Regions from separate parts of the Homo sapiens genome. Here region 1 is linked to region 2. Evidence: chromatin contacts called from ENCODE Hi-C data. All regions are on one chromosome and are shown on one strand. Each heading gives the region's core, a stretch centred on a gene start or an enhancer-like site at or near the end of the contact. The rest is flanking DNA. Distances are from core to core; before and after follow the strand shown. Region 1 overlaps CTBP2 (C-terminal binding protein 2). Region 2 overlaps CHST15 (carbohydrate sulfotransferase 15).

Region 1 (6,592 bases), core at 631-3,130, 1.0 Mb after region 2:
CAGTGAGCAGGCTGGGCCTCCACAGGAAGAGAGCTCAGCCAAAGAAAGGACAGCTCCCCAGCAGCGAGGCAGGGCCCTGGGCAGCTGTGCACAGCCTCGGCCAGCCTCGAGCTGGACCTCAGCCGCAACTGTGTGCTGTGCTAAATGGCCATCATTGGTGGAACCAAAAACGAACAATGGGAAAATTATCACATTATCCTTCTACGAAGCAATCTGGAAAGCTAATTACGTGTTACTCTGCGCACATCTTCATCTCTGATGTGGAAACAGCATGGGCGAATCGGTCTGGTGGGGAAAAACATCATACTTAAGAAATACGGAGAATTTATTTCTCCGCAAGCCACATACGTGTTTTACCCCACACGTCATGAGGCCTGTGGCACCCCGATGGGGACTGAGCATTCACTCTTCTGCCCACGTGAGGAACCAACAAAAGCTGGCAAGGACACCCCAGGATAACACCCAAACACGTCGACTCGTGCGAAAGGCCTCATGCACGATCCTTTCTTGCTGTGGCAAAACCGTTAAGTTTCTCTCAACACACACAAAACCGAAGTAAAATGCTCATCCTCTGGCTCCCCTACAGTAGTAAAAATTAATTGCCACATAAAATTGCTGATTCCTACCAAATGAAGCTGTACGATTTATCAGCTCATGGATGGCGCAAACTCAATGGTGGTTTAACTACATCACCTGAGTTATTGCTGTGTTTTCTCTCAGTGACAGCTTTACGGGGAATGTAAGTTTTGCGAATTCATTCATGTAGGACAAACTTCCAAAGTAAACAAAAGCATTAAGCAGACACAGCTCTCCCGTGGCTATGTCACAGCGATTCTCAAAGCCACAGGGTGTCTGGGCAAGAAGGGTGGACACCCCGTGTAGGGACCCCTGCAGCAACTCCATCAGGCACGGTTTTCCCCCACCCCCAGGCTGCAGTGCCACCTTCCAGGGGTGCTCTCTGCTGAAGCCCTCAACCCCCCGCACCCCAACTTTAGAGGCCATCGTAATTTAATTATCCAACTCCAATTCCACATAGGAATCCAGTTATTTAAAATGCATTAAAAAAATAAATCACTGCCAGTAGGTTTTGTATTTTTGGCCAGGACAAAGAATTTATAAACAGCTTATATATATGGTGTGGAAGACAGTTAGATGGTGAATACCTCAGGGAACACCATAGTCTCCTCGGTTTTCACCAGAGTTTGCCTGGGAGCCGGGACATCCCTATCATTTTATGGGCTATTTCTGTTTTCTTCATCATTTGTCCCCTGTCCATTAGACAACAATGGATTGATCTTTTTCTAATCTGAATTAGGCCAGGCACAAACAGGTAAGTTACCTTCCGGTTTCCATAATTACGGGAACAGGCAAGTACTTCTTCCAAACTCAGGCCTTCAGAGAAAAATAACTGTGGTGGGAGGGGTGCAATCCCTGGGGAAACAGCGTTCTTGGTGAGGACAATGCTGAGGTCACCCATCGGTCTCCGAAGAATAGCAGTTCTACTTCTCAAGGGAAGAGAGCCCCAACTCTAAGAATTTCAGGTACATGAAAAAAAAGTGCCACAATCCATTGTCCAAGTTTGCCTTATGTTCTATTTATAGTCAGAGTGCGTGCTCTGAATCTGTTTTAGAATCATGTTCTTCAGGACAACTTGAAATAAAAATCAGAGAAGTTTAGTTTCAAAAAAGGCAGAGAGGTGACTATCCACCCAGGAGACTTCACCCATTCCCGCCACGCCAGTGTCCCCAGTCAGCCTTGACCCTGCTTCCCTGACTGTGTAGTGAGATGTGGGGATTCAGCCCAAGGCTTGTGGTTAAAGACAGAGGAAGAAAAGACAAAGAATGAAACCTTTCTGGTTTGGTGACTTAGCTCAGAGCTGGTCTGGCTCTTCTCTACTTTCTTGCCAAGTTTTGCATATTTGGGATTTCAGTTTCACAAGCTTCCCCACCTCACTGGTTTTACTGCTTAACGAGCAGAGAATATGCTCTAATGATTATCTGAAACACACCCACAGGTAACCACAACTGTTTCACACAGAACAGGAAATGCCCAGCAAAGAAACTCTCACTTGATGATGAAATGTTTGCCACTAGAAAATACATCGTACTGTCCCCATTCCATGGGCTCCCCAAACCACTCTGCACAAAAACTGTGGTTGCGGAGGGGCTGCTTGACAGACTGTTCTTTGACTGGGCTCTTCAGGTTCCAGTCTTTCCAGGGAGGTCCAGCCATCATCAGATCCAAATGGAAGTCTTGCAACTGGGGCACTCTGCTTGAACTCAAATGCCCCCAACAAGAGCCTTGTTCTCTTTGTGATGATTTCCTGTGCTGCACACATGAATCTGTGCTTTTCTCAATGTGCACTTTTTAAAAAATTGAAAACAACCCAAGGATGAGTCAACATTTTAATGCAGCTCATACCTGACTGTCAACTTCAGCAAAATAAAGGGAAGGAAGAGCAAAGCCCGCAGGGGCTTTGGGGAAGGCGAGGTGGCGAAGGGAAGAGGCAGGATCCGGCTAACAAATGCCAGTATCAGGGAAATACCAAGTCCACATCCTGCGCAGTCAGCTCCCCAGGATTTGTTTTTGTGGGTCTCTGAGCTGAGAGCTAAGGGGGCCGGAGGGAGAAAGTGGGAGGTAAAGTTAGAGGAGGGACTCACTGTAGGAGCACACTGCCAGCTCTTGTGGCCAGCCCCAGTGGAAAAGAAATCCCACTAAATTTACATCCATTCGTGCTCCATATGAAGAAGCTGAGGGTCACTGTCCTCTTCTAGCTATTTCATTCAGCTGGCTTTCCAGTCTATCAGAAAAATGCCATCATCGGCTGGGTGTGGTGACTCTCACCTATAATCCCAACACTTTGGGAGGCTGAGGTGGGCGGATAGCTTGAGCCTAGGATAGCTTGAGACCAGCCTGGGCAACATGGCGAAACCCTGTCCTAAGAAAAATACAAAAATTAGCCTGGCTTGGTGGCATGCGCCTGTAATCCCAGCTACCCAGGTGGCTGAGGTGGGAGGATCGCTTGAGCCCAGAAGGCAGAGGTTACAGTGAGCCCTGATTGTGCCATGGCACTCTAGCCAAAAAAAAAAAGCCGTCATCTTCTTGATGGTGAACTCCCTCTAATGCTCAGGCTGATGTCCTAACACCCAGGACAACGTCTGAGTGACCAGTGGCTCTTGGCTGAGGGATGTGAGCTATGAGCCCCTACATCACAGCTTCTGTTAACATGGCGATGGCTAGGCACAGGCAGCCACCCCTCTACCAAGCCACATCCCAAATCCTAACCCCAGCAGAGCCAGAGACTCAATGCTTTGTGTCACATGGAGCTACCAACATCAGGACCAGCGAGAAATCGGGAAAACATCAAGTCAGAACGTCCCGTGCCTTCTAAGCAGTCAGGTGCATGCACCATGCTAGGTGAGTGCAGGGCAGGAACGGAAGGCAAGCAGGGTGCGCAGATGTAACGGGGGAAGCAGGCACGGCCAAGCACCCTAGAAAGTGCTGTCATGTTTCGTACAGGAGCCTGCTGGGGGTAGCTCACGGGGACTGGAAGCATGGCCCTGAAGTGTGGGCAGCATCTTTTCTGTTTGCACGACTCAAAGTCTGCCTGGTGGAGGAGGGTGACACCTGCACAGAAGCCAGGGAGCACAGTGCACCAACCTTCAGTGTAATCTCCAGTCCTGCCACTGACTCGTGAGCTGTGTGACTCTGGGTACATCACCTGAGCCCTTCACACCTGGGGGTTTCTTATCCATAAATGGAACGACCTCACCAGAATTTTAAAATGTAACAAAAAAGGAACTAGCCCATGTGTCGATCAGTAAATGCCTCAGGGTGAACTCGAGAATCCAGAAGTCTCCAGGGAAGCCCAGTGTGTGCGACGTGCCTCTTCCTATCTCCCCTGGGCAGTCTTCCCAGCTCCATGGAAAAGTCTTTGGTCAGCTGAACGCAGGCAAGGCTGCTGAATTCCTGAAGTCCCCGCCTGACCACCAGGCCCAGGTATAAGGGAAGGGCGACTCCTACTGATGGACAACCAGACACCCCCCACGTCCACCTGCTATGTGGGGCGATTCATTATTGGCCGGCAAAGGCTTACACTTTTTTCTTTCAAGAATTTTTTTATTTAGAGATTACACAAAAAAAGTCTTCTGTGAAACCCATAACCCAGCCCAGGAATGAGAAAAACATCACACAAACTGCAGTAGAGGGACAATCCACAAAATATACTATCATAATCAAAACTGTCAAGGTCATCAAAAATAAGGAAAGACTGTGAAACTGCCACCGCCATGTGGGGCCTAAGGAGAAAGACAGTGACATACAAGGTGAAAAACTGGACAGGATTCTGGGATGGAAAAAGGATATCAGATCATCAGAATACAATGTAGACTTCAGTTAATATTAATGTATTGATAATTGGTTCATTAATTTTAATAAATGTCTCATACTAATGTAATGTCAAATGATAATAAGGAAACTAGGTGAGGAGATACGGAACTCTCCATGTAACCTTCTAGACGTTTCTGTAAATCAAACTGTTCTTAAAAATATCCATTTAGAAGGGAAAAAACTGCTTTTATATATGCCATTTATCAAACTTCTTATCTTACCATCTCAAAACCCAGGCAAAGGATATAATGTAAACCAAAATATGAGAGAAATCAAAGGAAAATATTAATGGCACGCATAACCCTCATTCTCTTTCTCTCAAAGCAGTAAGTTATAGCAAGTGTCAGCTGTCAGTCTGTGCACGTAGCCTTTAGTTCAAGGAAGGCCCTGACCTGTACACTGACCCAAGCATCAAGTCCCATGGGCAGGGCCCATGGTGGGACTCCCTGACCCGCGTCATTCTGTGCCCTCACCTCTGAAGCCGCCAAGTGCAGTGTCTGCCCAAGAAGCCACCGGGCTGCAGACCCAGGGCGGGTCCGATGTATACCCTAGGAGGCACCCCCAATTTCACCTCTCCTTGGTGGGCCTCTCACCTGTCCACTTGCCACAGGATCTACCTGCCCTCTGGTGCCAAGCAACAACGGATGAATACCCACTACCTCCAGACAGTCAGATGGGCCTCAACTCAGCCCCAACAAGCAGCCAGAAAGCAAAGCGAGGAAGATGACAGCCAATTTCACCATGCGGCCCAGGCCCACAGACTCCAGAGGATTTTGGGAAGCTTCACAGCTGCACCAGAGTTCTGCCCCACGACCATCCTGATCTGCGAAGGACACGTCCATTCTGACCACAGATGTTCACTGAGCCTCTGCTAGGCACAGGGTGAACACCATACAATGACCATTCCCAAATTCAGGAGTGTGAAACTTCATCTACATTAAAGAATTCAAACTACGTAGACAGGGAGTTATATAAACCAAAAGAAAATGTTAATTTGCACACATAACCCCATCCCCTTTCTCTCAAAATAGCAAGTTATAAAAATCTAGAAAGTAGAGAACATTTTATTTGCAGTTTGGATAACCTAAGGTTTACTGAGCAATGAAACTGAGAATGTTTCCACTAACACACAGGCCACAGGTTTCAGGGCAGCAGGAAGGCCAGGAAGGAGCAAGTGTCCTGGAGGTGGCAGCTTTGTCTCTATACCACACCACAGATGCTGGCTGTCCCGGAACAAGATGGCCAGGGTGCAAAGGTCTTAGTGCCATGGCCGAGACAACTACTGGGTTTCCCAGTGTGGTCCCTTGGGTGAGGGAGCTGCAGAGGACTCATCAGCACCCTATGCAGAGGGGTTTCTGAGCACAGGACCAGGCCCTGGAAGGTGGGAGTCTTGAGACCAGCAGGGCTGCAGGAGGTACTCCCTGAGTCACCTATTCCCTTGCAACTTGGAGGTCAGGGTTGCTTTGCCCTGCTGGGGGAATCTGCCCCTGCTGTCTCCGAGGCCCCACTCTCCCCTCAGCCAGCTGGAGCACCGGGTTCTCCTTTGGATCCTGACACGCGACCTTAGACAACTTATTTTACTGCTGATCCTCCCATCGCAGGCTGGGGCAGGGAGATCAGCTACAGGAACAGAAGGGAACGATGCACTCACAGGGCTGGGGTAGAGCTGGTGCCCACCCCCACCACTAGCCAAACAGTCTCGGGGCTGGCCTCTTCCAGGGGCCTTTCTCAGGACCAAGGGTTTCCTGTTCCCTGCCTGTCTTGGCTGAGTGACCACCTCCCCTAATAGCTGCCTGCCAGCCAGCTCCTACAAATCAGGACCTTCTATTGACAACACTACAAATTGCGTTATGATTTTATAAAGCTTTAAATTCCAAAATCAGTATTGGAATTAGTCCAACTTGTAAACGCCCACAATGATGAGTTTCAAACACACAAAAATACTGCCTATGGCCAAGTGCGGTGGCTCACACCCGTTATCCCAGCACTTTGGGAGGCCGAGGTGCGTGGATCAACTGAGGTTGGGAGTTCAAGACCAGCCTGGCCAACATGGTGAAACCCCATCTCTACTGAAAATACAAAAATTAGCTGGGCGTTGTGGTGCACACCTGTAATCCCAGCTACTCAGGAGGCTGAGGCAGGAGAACTGCCACGAACCCAGGAGGCAGAGGTTGTAGTGAGCCTGAGATCGTGCCATTGCACA
Region 2 (7,277 bases), core at 1,556-4,055:
TTACTTATTTTTATAAATGTTTAAGAAGAAATGAAACAGCTGCTATGTCAGTAACTTACACAGAAAATATGCACATAAACACACTTCCTCTGCCACTAGAGCTGGGATCAAGCTGGAAGCTACTCTCCCGGCTGCAAAGCCCAGGCCCCAGTTTCCTGAGGATCAGGTGCAGAACGGGAGGTGGCTGACTCCTAGGACGGTCCTCAGTGATCCCCGGTTCTTGGTATTCACACCCTGTAGTGTCTTCCCACTGAGTGTGGCTAGACCTCATGACTCACTTCTAACCAACAGAATATGGCAATGACGATGGGATTTCACACTCATGACTAGGTTAGAAAAAATCGTGACTTCTAATCTGCTAGCAGACGCTCTAGCTTGCTGGCTTGGATAAAGCCTGCAGCCATACCGGAGAGGCCCTGTGGTGAGGTATGGAGGGTAGCCTCTCGCCAAAAGCCAGCAAAGATGTGAAGCCCTCATTCCAACAGCTCTTGAGGTGCTGAATTCTGCCCACAACCATGTGCGCTTGGGAGCAGGTCCTTCTGCAGTCAAGCATATTGACGACCCCCAGCCTGATGACAGCTAGGTCACAGCCTCATGAGAGACCTTAAGTAGAGGACCCAGTAAAGCTGCACCCAGGTTCCTGACCCCCAGAAACTGTTTGAAGCTGCTAAGTTTTGGCAAACTTTTTCCGCAGCAGTACTAATTAGTACAGCAGGCAATGCAAGGCCTGGGTCAGCGTCCTAACACACGCTGCTGCCCTGGCATCCTGCCCTTCCCCTCAGCACCAGGACATGAGCCATGACGAAGCCGCCGCCCACTTCTCTGATAAAGCACCAGCTACCAGGGGGTAGGCACTGGGTCGCCACTGTTGTTCACCAGGGCACGTATGCTCAGTGCCCAGCACAGCACCCAGCCTGTGGCAGGGGCTGAATATGTGTTTGAATTGACCAACTATTTCTGTTAGGCTGAGGACCAGGGAGGCAAGAAGCTTTCACATTCAGTTCCTAGGATACATAGAGTATTTGTTATTAAAAGAAGAAAACACGGTGACTACTTGGGGGGACCATGCTGTGAACTGTGAGCCTCCTTCTAGCTGGCAGACTCAGGCTGGGGTAAGAGAGAAGAGTTTGGCAGGTCTTGCTCCTTGCTGAGCCGCTTGCACCTGCACGGTGCTGCTGTCTTCTGTTCCAGCACTCACCTTTGTGGTGTTGGTATCCTCAGAGGTGGGACCAGAACTCCAGGAAGAAAGAAACATACTCAGGGACCCTGGCTCCACCCCTAACAGGGACCCTGGCTTCATCCCCTAACAGGGACCCTGGCTTCATCCCCTAACAGGGACCCTGGCTCCACCCCCTAACAGGGACCCTGGCTTCACCCCTGATAGGTACCCTGGCTCCACCCCTAACAGGGACCCCGGCTCTACCCCCTAACAGGGACCCCGGCTCCACCCCCTAACAGGGACCCCGGCTCCACCCCCTAACAGGGACCCCGGCTCCACCCCCTAACAGGGACGCCGGCTCCACCCCCTAACAGGGACGCCGGCTCCGCCCCTAACGGGGACCCCGGCTCCGCCCCCTAACGGGGACCCTGGTTCTACCCCTAACAGGGACCCTGGCTCTACTCCCTAACAGGGACCCTGGCTCTACCCCTGATAGGTACCCTGGCTTCATCCCCTAACAGGGACCCTGGCTCCACCCCTAACAGGGACCCTGGCTCTACCCCCTAATAGGGACCCTGGCTCTACCCCCTAATAGGGACCCTGGCTCTACCCCCTAACAGGGACCCTGGCTCTACCCCTGATAGGTACCCCGGCTCCACCCCCTAACAGGGACGCCGGCTCCACCCCTAACAGGGACCCCGGCTCCGCCCCCTAACAGGGACCCCGGCTCCGCCCCCTAACGGGGACCCCGGCTCCGCCCCCTAACGGGGACCCTGGTTCCACCCCTAACGGGGACCCTGGCTCTACCCCCTAACAGGGACCCTGGCTTCATCCCCTAACAGGGACCCTGGCTCCACCCCTAACAGGGACCCTGGCTCTACCCCTGATAGGTACCCCGGCTCCACCCACTAACAGGGACCCTGGCTCCACCCCTAACAGGGACCCTGGCTCCACTCCCTAACAGGGACCCTGGCTCCGCCCCCTAACAGAGACCCTGGCTCCACCCCTAATAGGGACCCTGGCTCTACCCCCTAACAGGGACCCTGGTTCCACCCCCTAACAGGGACCCCGGCTCTACCCCTGATAGGTACCCTGGCTTCATCCCCTAACAGGGACCCTGGCTCCGCCCCCTAACAGGGACCCTGGTTCCACCCCTAACAGGGACCCTGGCTTCATCCCCTAACAGGGCCCATGGTTTCATCCCCTAACACGGACCCTGGCTCCAACCCCTAACAGGGACCTTGGCTCCACCCTAAACAGGAGAACATGTGGTGTTTTCCTTTGCACCTGTCCTCCTCTCTGCCTGGAAGGCTTCATCTTAACCCACCTTCCTGCCTTGTTTACACAGCAAACTCTTATTCATCCTTCAAAACCCAGTCTGGCATCAGTCTTCTCCAGGTCAGTTCCTTCTGGATCTCCCCACTCTGGAGCCCCACTCTCCTCACCTCCTACTCTGCAGAACTGCAACCAACCACAGCCATGCCCACGTCCCCACTGGGAGCTCCAGTCTCCCAGGGCCCAGAGCAGGGCTGACACACACCAAACCCAGTCCCGACAGATGGGCCCCCACCTCTCTGTGCCCAGACAGTACACAAGGCTGCTGTGTGCACTCTCGGCCCCTGAGGTTAAGGCGTGGTCTGACCTTTCTCAGAATGAGGAACTAAGCAGCAGCGACAGGAAAACATTTGATGAGCACACCGAGCACTTGCGCCCTTCAGCTGGGGGCCGTGTCGGGGAGGGAGGCAGAGCAGCTATGCAAACACCTCCGGGGGCGGCGAGGGGTCAGCTCGAGGTGACAGTTATGTCACCATGAGAGCTCGGCTAGTGTGCGTCAGCCCTGCTGGATGGAGGGAGACCACTCAGCAGGGCCGATTTCTGCCTCCAAAACACGGGAACCAGCAGGTGGGACATGGCAAGGGACGGCAAGTCAGTGCCTGCCTCAGAACAGAGTGGAAGAAGTCCTGGGCTGGGAGATGCAGAGAGCAGGGAGCGAAACCACACCTGGCACCTGCTAGAAGGCATGGCACCGGGACAGCCACCAAGAGCTCAGGCTCAGAGCGCTGGGGCTGAGGGAGGGCAGATCCAGCCTCTCCCTGACCAGGTCATACTCAGAGCAGCGGGAGCCATGCAGACTCCACAAGAGGGACATCAGCTCAGAAGTGTGACCAGAGCAGACTTTAAAGCATGTTTCTGGGGGGCAACAATGCAAAGTGAAAGAAGCAGGACATAAGACTGTCCTGTCACACCCATGTGCACACACACACACACACACACTTATTTGCATAGAAAAGTCTGGAAGAAAATACACCAAAACATAAATAGTAGTTATCTAGGTGAGAAATTAATAGTTTGAAAACAGTTTTCCAATATATGTTCCAAAATTTCCACAACAAACACGCCTTATTGTTATAATTGGCAAATACGTGGGGCCAGGAAGGTATGCCACCTGAAGAAGGGGTCCCAGGGGTCAGTTTCCCGGGGCTGCCAGGACAAATCACCACGAACTCGTGGTGCGTAATGACAGGACTTTCTTCCCTCAGTGTCCTGGAAGCTGGAGTCTGAAACCCAGGTGTGGGGCAGAGGTGGTTCCTCTGGGATGCCAGGGGAGAATCTGTTCCACTCCTCTCCTGGCTTCTGGTGGCTGCCGGCACTCCTTGGCACCCCTTGGCTGGTGGCAGCATCACTCCAGCCTCGTCAAGAGGCATGCTCCCTGTGTCTTAGGGTGGGTGAGGGTCTACCCTGATCCAGTATGACCTCATTTTAACCGGAGTGCATCTGCAAAGAAAGATCCTATTTCCAAATAAGGTCACAGTCATACACACTGGGGGAGACAACTTCAGCTTATCTTTTTGGGGGGCACAATTCAATCCATAAGAAGATGTAGTTGGCCCAAAGGAAAATAAGACACAAAGGGCTGTGGTCCCTGTCTTTAAATATCGCCAGCCTCTCCTGTTTTGGAAGGATTAGACTTGGTCTGTCTGACTCTATGGAGAAGAAAGAGGACCAATGAGTGGATGTTTCCCCAAAACAGACCTGGTCTCAAAATAGGAACACAGCTGTCCTAAGCTACACTGGCCATCTTGCGCGGAGAATTCCCTGACTCAGAGGGCCTCGGATTAGACAGGTGCCCCCTTAGCTCTGATGTGGAAGTATTGGAGGGAGCACTGGACCAAATAATTTTCAGGTCCTGGCAGCCCTGAGATTCTGCATTCACACAGGCATAAATGATGCAAGCAGTGCCCAGTGCCAGCCAGGCCGCCCCATAGTGGCTGTTCAATATCCCACTACCCTGGCCTCACCCACACTGGGAAACCCTTGATCTTAAAGCAAAGCTGCTCTGCTCAGCATTGTTCTTCCTTTTGGTCTCTCAAGGAAAGCTGGAAACTGTACATTCAACGCAGACAAGGATAAAGGCATCAACCACGTGGAGAGACACAGAATTCTAGGAGTTAAACCACGTGGAGAAGCTTACACCCCTGATTCTAAGGGTGTTTCCCTCGCCTTGACAGTACCAAGGAACCGTCCTGTGCCCCTGGTCAGGCCTGCTGGGGCTGAAGTCACACAGACCAGGATCAGAATGGTTAAGAAAACCATCTGCAACATGTGTCAACTCAGTGGGGACAGCCTCAAGAATAACACTTACGTAAGAAACAGCAGTAACGTTGCAAGTTCCGTTTATTTTTGTTTGTTTTTATTTTATTTTATTTTTTTTTTTGAGATGGAGTCTCACTCTGACACCCAGGCTGGAGTGCAGTTGCACCATCTTGGCCCACTGCAGCCTCCGCCTCCTGGATTCAAGCGATTCTCCTGCCTCAGCCTCCCGAGTAGCTGGGACTATAGGAGTGTGCCACCACATCTGGTAATTTTTGTATTTTTAGTAGAGATGGGGTTTCACCATGTTGGCCAGGCTGGTCTTGAACTCCTGACCTCAGGCGATCCACCCACCCCGGCCTCCCAAAGTGCTGGGATTACAGGCATGAGCCACTGTACCCGACCTGTTTAATTTTTTCTAAAGGAGACAAAATCTTATTTGTCATGAGAGGGGAACACTGTTCTTCAAAAGTTCCTCTTCTCACCCCAAATACAACACACAGAAACTGCTCACCTCTCCACAGGGTCCCTGAGCATGACAATCAGTCTGGCATTTGGCTGAAAGGCGTGGATGAAGTCCTGCGTCAGAAACGGTGGCTCGCCATCCGTGCTGTTGTCGTAGAAGAACGTCCAGGCATTATTATCCCACATCGTGGAGGCACTGGCCTCCCCTGGAAACAGAAAACACTCCAAGTGAGCAGGGGTGTGATTCAGGCTCCCACGGAGTGGCTCTAGGTGCCAGAGGCCACACCTGGCCCCGATGCCTTCCTCTTAAGCAGCGGGAGAGGCCAAGCTGTCAGCCTTTGCGGGCATCTGGGACTCCAAAGAGAGAAGGTTGGATGCCCCCCCCTGCCACAGCCACACCCCACCTCCACCCCAAAAACTTCTGTCTGGAAGTCCAGGCGATCCATGCAACACTGAGTGCCCCCACCCCTGAGCTCCTCTTTCCAAGGGGAGCAAAAATGAAACCTTCCCTAGCACCTGGGCCCCCAGTTTCACAGTATTTAACTTTGCTCACAGTGCACAGCTCTGTGGCATTTTAAGGGCCCACTGAGAATGCAGTCTGTCAGAAAAACACGCCAAAACATAAACAGCAGTTATCTAGGTGGGAAATTATAGGTGGTTTTGAAAATGGTTTTCCTGTATAGTATTCCAATATATGTTCTATACAGTAGATGGTTCTAGTAATAATAGATGGAGTTCTCTCTGAACTGGGGGCCCAAGATGATGAAAGGCCTTGACATTTCTGCCCAGGATCTAACAAAGAGAAAGAGCTGGGGCAGAGCTGAGCCACATTTCAGAGCCGGGAGGAGCCGAGAACTGGTCTAGCAGACCAGGAGCCTGGAGCTGGTACTAGATGATTTCCTTCCAAAGCGTCAGGAGAAAGGAGGAGGGTGGGAACACTAACCCTTATGAGGAATTTGAGTGTGATTTCCTTCCTTGAAGCTGTAACTGTTCATCACAGAGCATACTCTAAGACTAAAAGAGAGAGGGGCTTTGCCACAGGGCTCACACGCCCTGTCTCCTGCGAGGCGACTGCTCTGCACGCAGCTGGCGCCTACTCAGTGCAGCCTGGGTGAACGGGAACTGGGTCCCAGCCAGTTTCACATTTCATCATGGTCCTCACGAGTGAAGGATGTAAATGGCAAACACACGTCCCAGCACAGAGGTGATGCCAAGACACAGGCAGGCATTCCAACAGCACAGACTCTCTCAGAGGATGAAGCCAAATTTCCTGAGGGTTTGAGGAGAGACAGTGTGTGTGCGTGTATGTGTGTGTGTATATGTGTGTGTTTAGGAAAAAGGAAATTCATCAATCAGCTCTACACTTGATTTCCTGACAGTTTGCCAAGGACCACAGGACACATCTGAAAGTTACTTATCTGGGGAGAGACTGAGCCAGATGACTGAGTCTCTTTGGTCAGTGACAAGTGTATCATATCCCTGCAGGCCCCTATCATTTCTGTCGGATGCGTAATCACATCCAGGTGAACAGCTCTGTTCTGGCCTTTTGTTCTTTCTTTTTTTAAAGAGATAATACCCTAGGATACAGAAAAAACGAGTCAATCAGAAGTCCCTTGAAAATTCTACTCACAATGAATAAGAATATAAAGGACAAGTGAACTCTCTAGCTAAATTGGCACAAATTCTGTCAGATCTCAAAAATGAACTGGTTTTAGAGCCATGGAGGCGTTTGTCCATCCACCTGACTGTCTTCCTTCCATCCAGCCACCATCCATCCTTCGTCCATCCAGGAAGCATTAACTTAGTGTCTAATCCGTGCTCAGCATTGTGCTTGGCACCAGGGACAGATCAGGGGAGGAAAGCACGGCCCCTCCTCTCTCGGACCTTAAGACATAAGGGGGACGATGGCAATTCAAGAAACAAAGAGTACCACGATGGGTACCTGGGAGTAGAGGCAGGAGACTTTCAACATGTCTAAAGCTCCGGCCTCAAGTTCAGCCATCACGTTCAGGCCACTTGAATCCTGAACCTCTTGTGTGACTCTAGCTGTCAAAAAGACAGC

The links. A loop is a pair of places that touch in the nucleus more often than their neighbours do. Pooled maps may share reads with other maps.
Region 1: a loop to region 2 is called in a pooled map, with 23 times the contacts of the local background. The contact joins two enhancer-like sites. A Hi-C loop is called at or near these places in 5 of 37 single-sample maps with no recorded cell type and 5 of 50 pooled maps.

What each region holds. Positions count from the first base shown.
Region 1 is chr10:125,062,996-125,069,587 of GRCh38, forward strand. All of the region lies in intron 2 of CTBP2 (C-terminal binding protein 2), which reads right to left. Among named protein-coding and RNA genes, the nearest start is that of MIR4296, 33 kb to the left of the region's middle. RefSeq lists an enhancer at 1-585. Within about 2 kb of position 1,881, at least 15 of the 41 ENCODE cell types and tissues checked have a DNase peak (open chromatin) inside an H3K27ac peak, as active enhancers do.
Region 2 is chr10:124,033,251-124,040,527 of GRCh38, forward strand. It overlaps CHST15 (carbohydrate sulfotransferase 15), which reads right to left. Exons shown (of 8, transcript NM_001270764.2): 5 at 5,265-5,421. Among named protein-coding and RNA genes, the nearest start is that of CHST15, 57 kb to the right of the region's middle. RefSeq lists enhancers at 271-793, 794-1,315 and a silencer at 2,921-2,970. Within about 2 kb of position 2,806, at least 9 of the 41 ENCODE cell types and tissues checked have a DNase peak (open chromatin) inside an H3K27ac peak, as active enhancers do.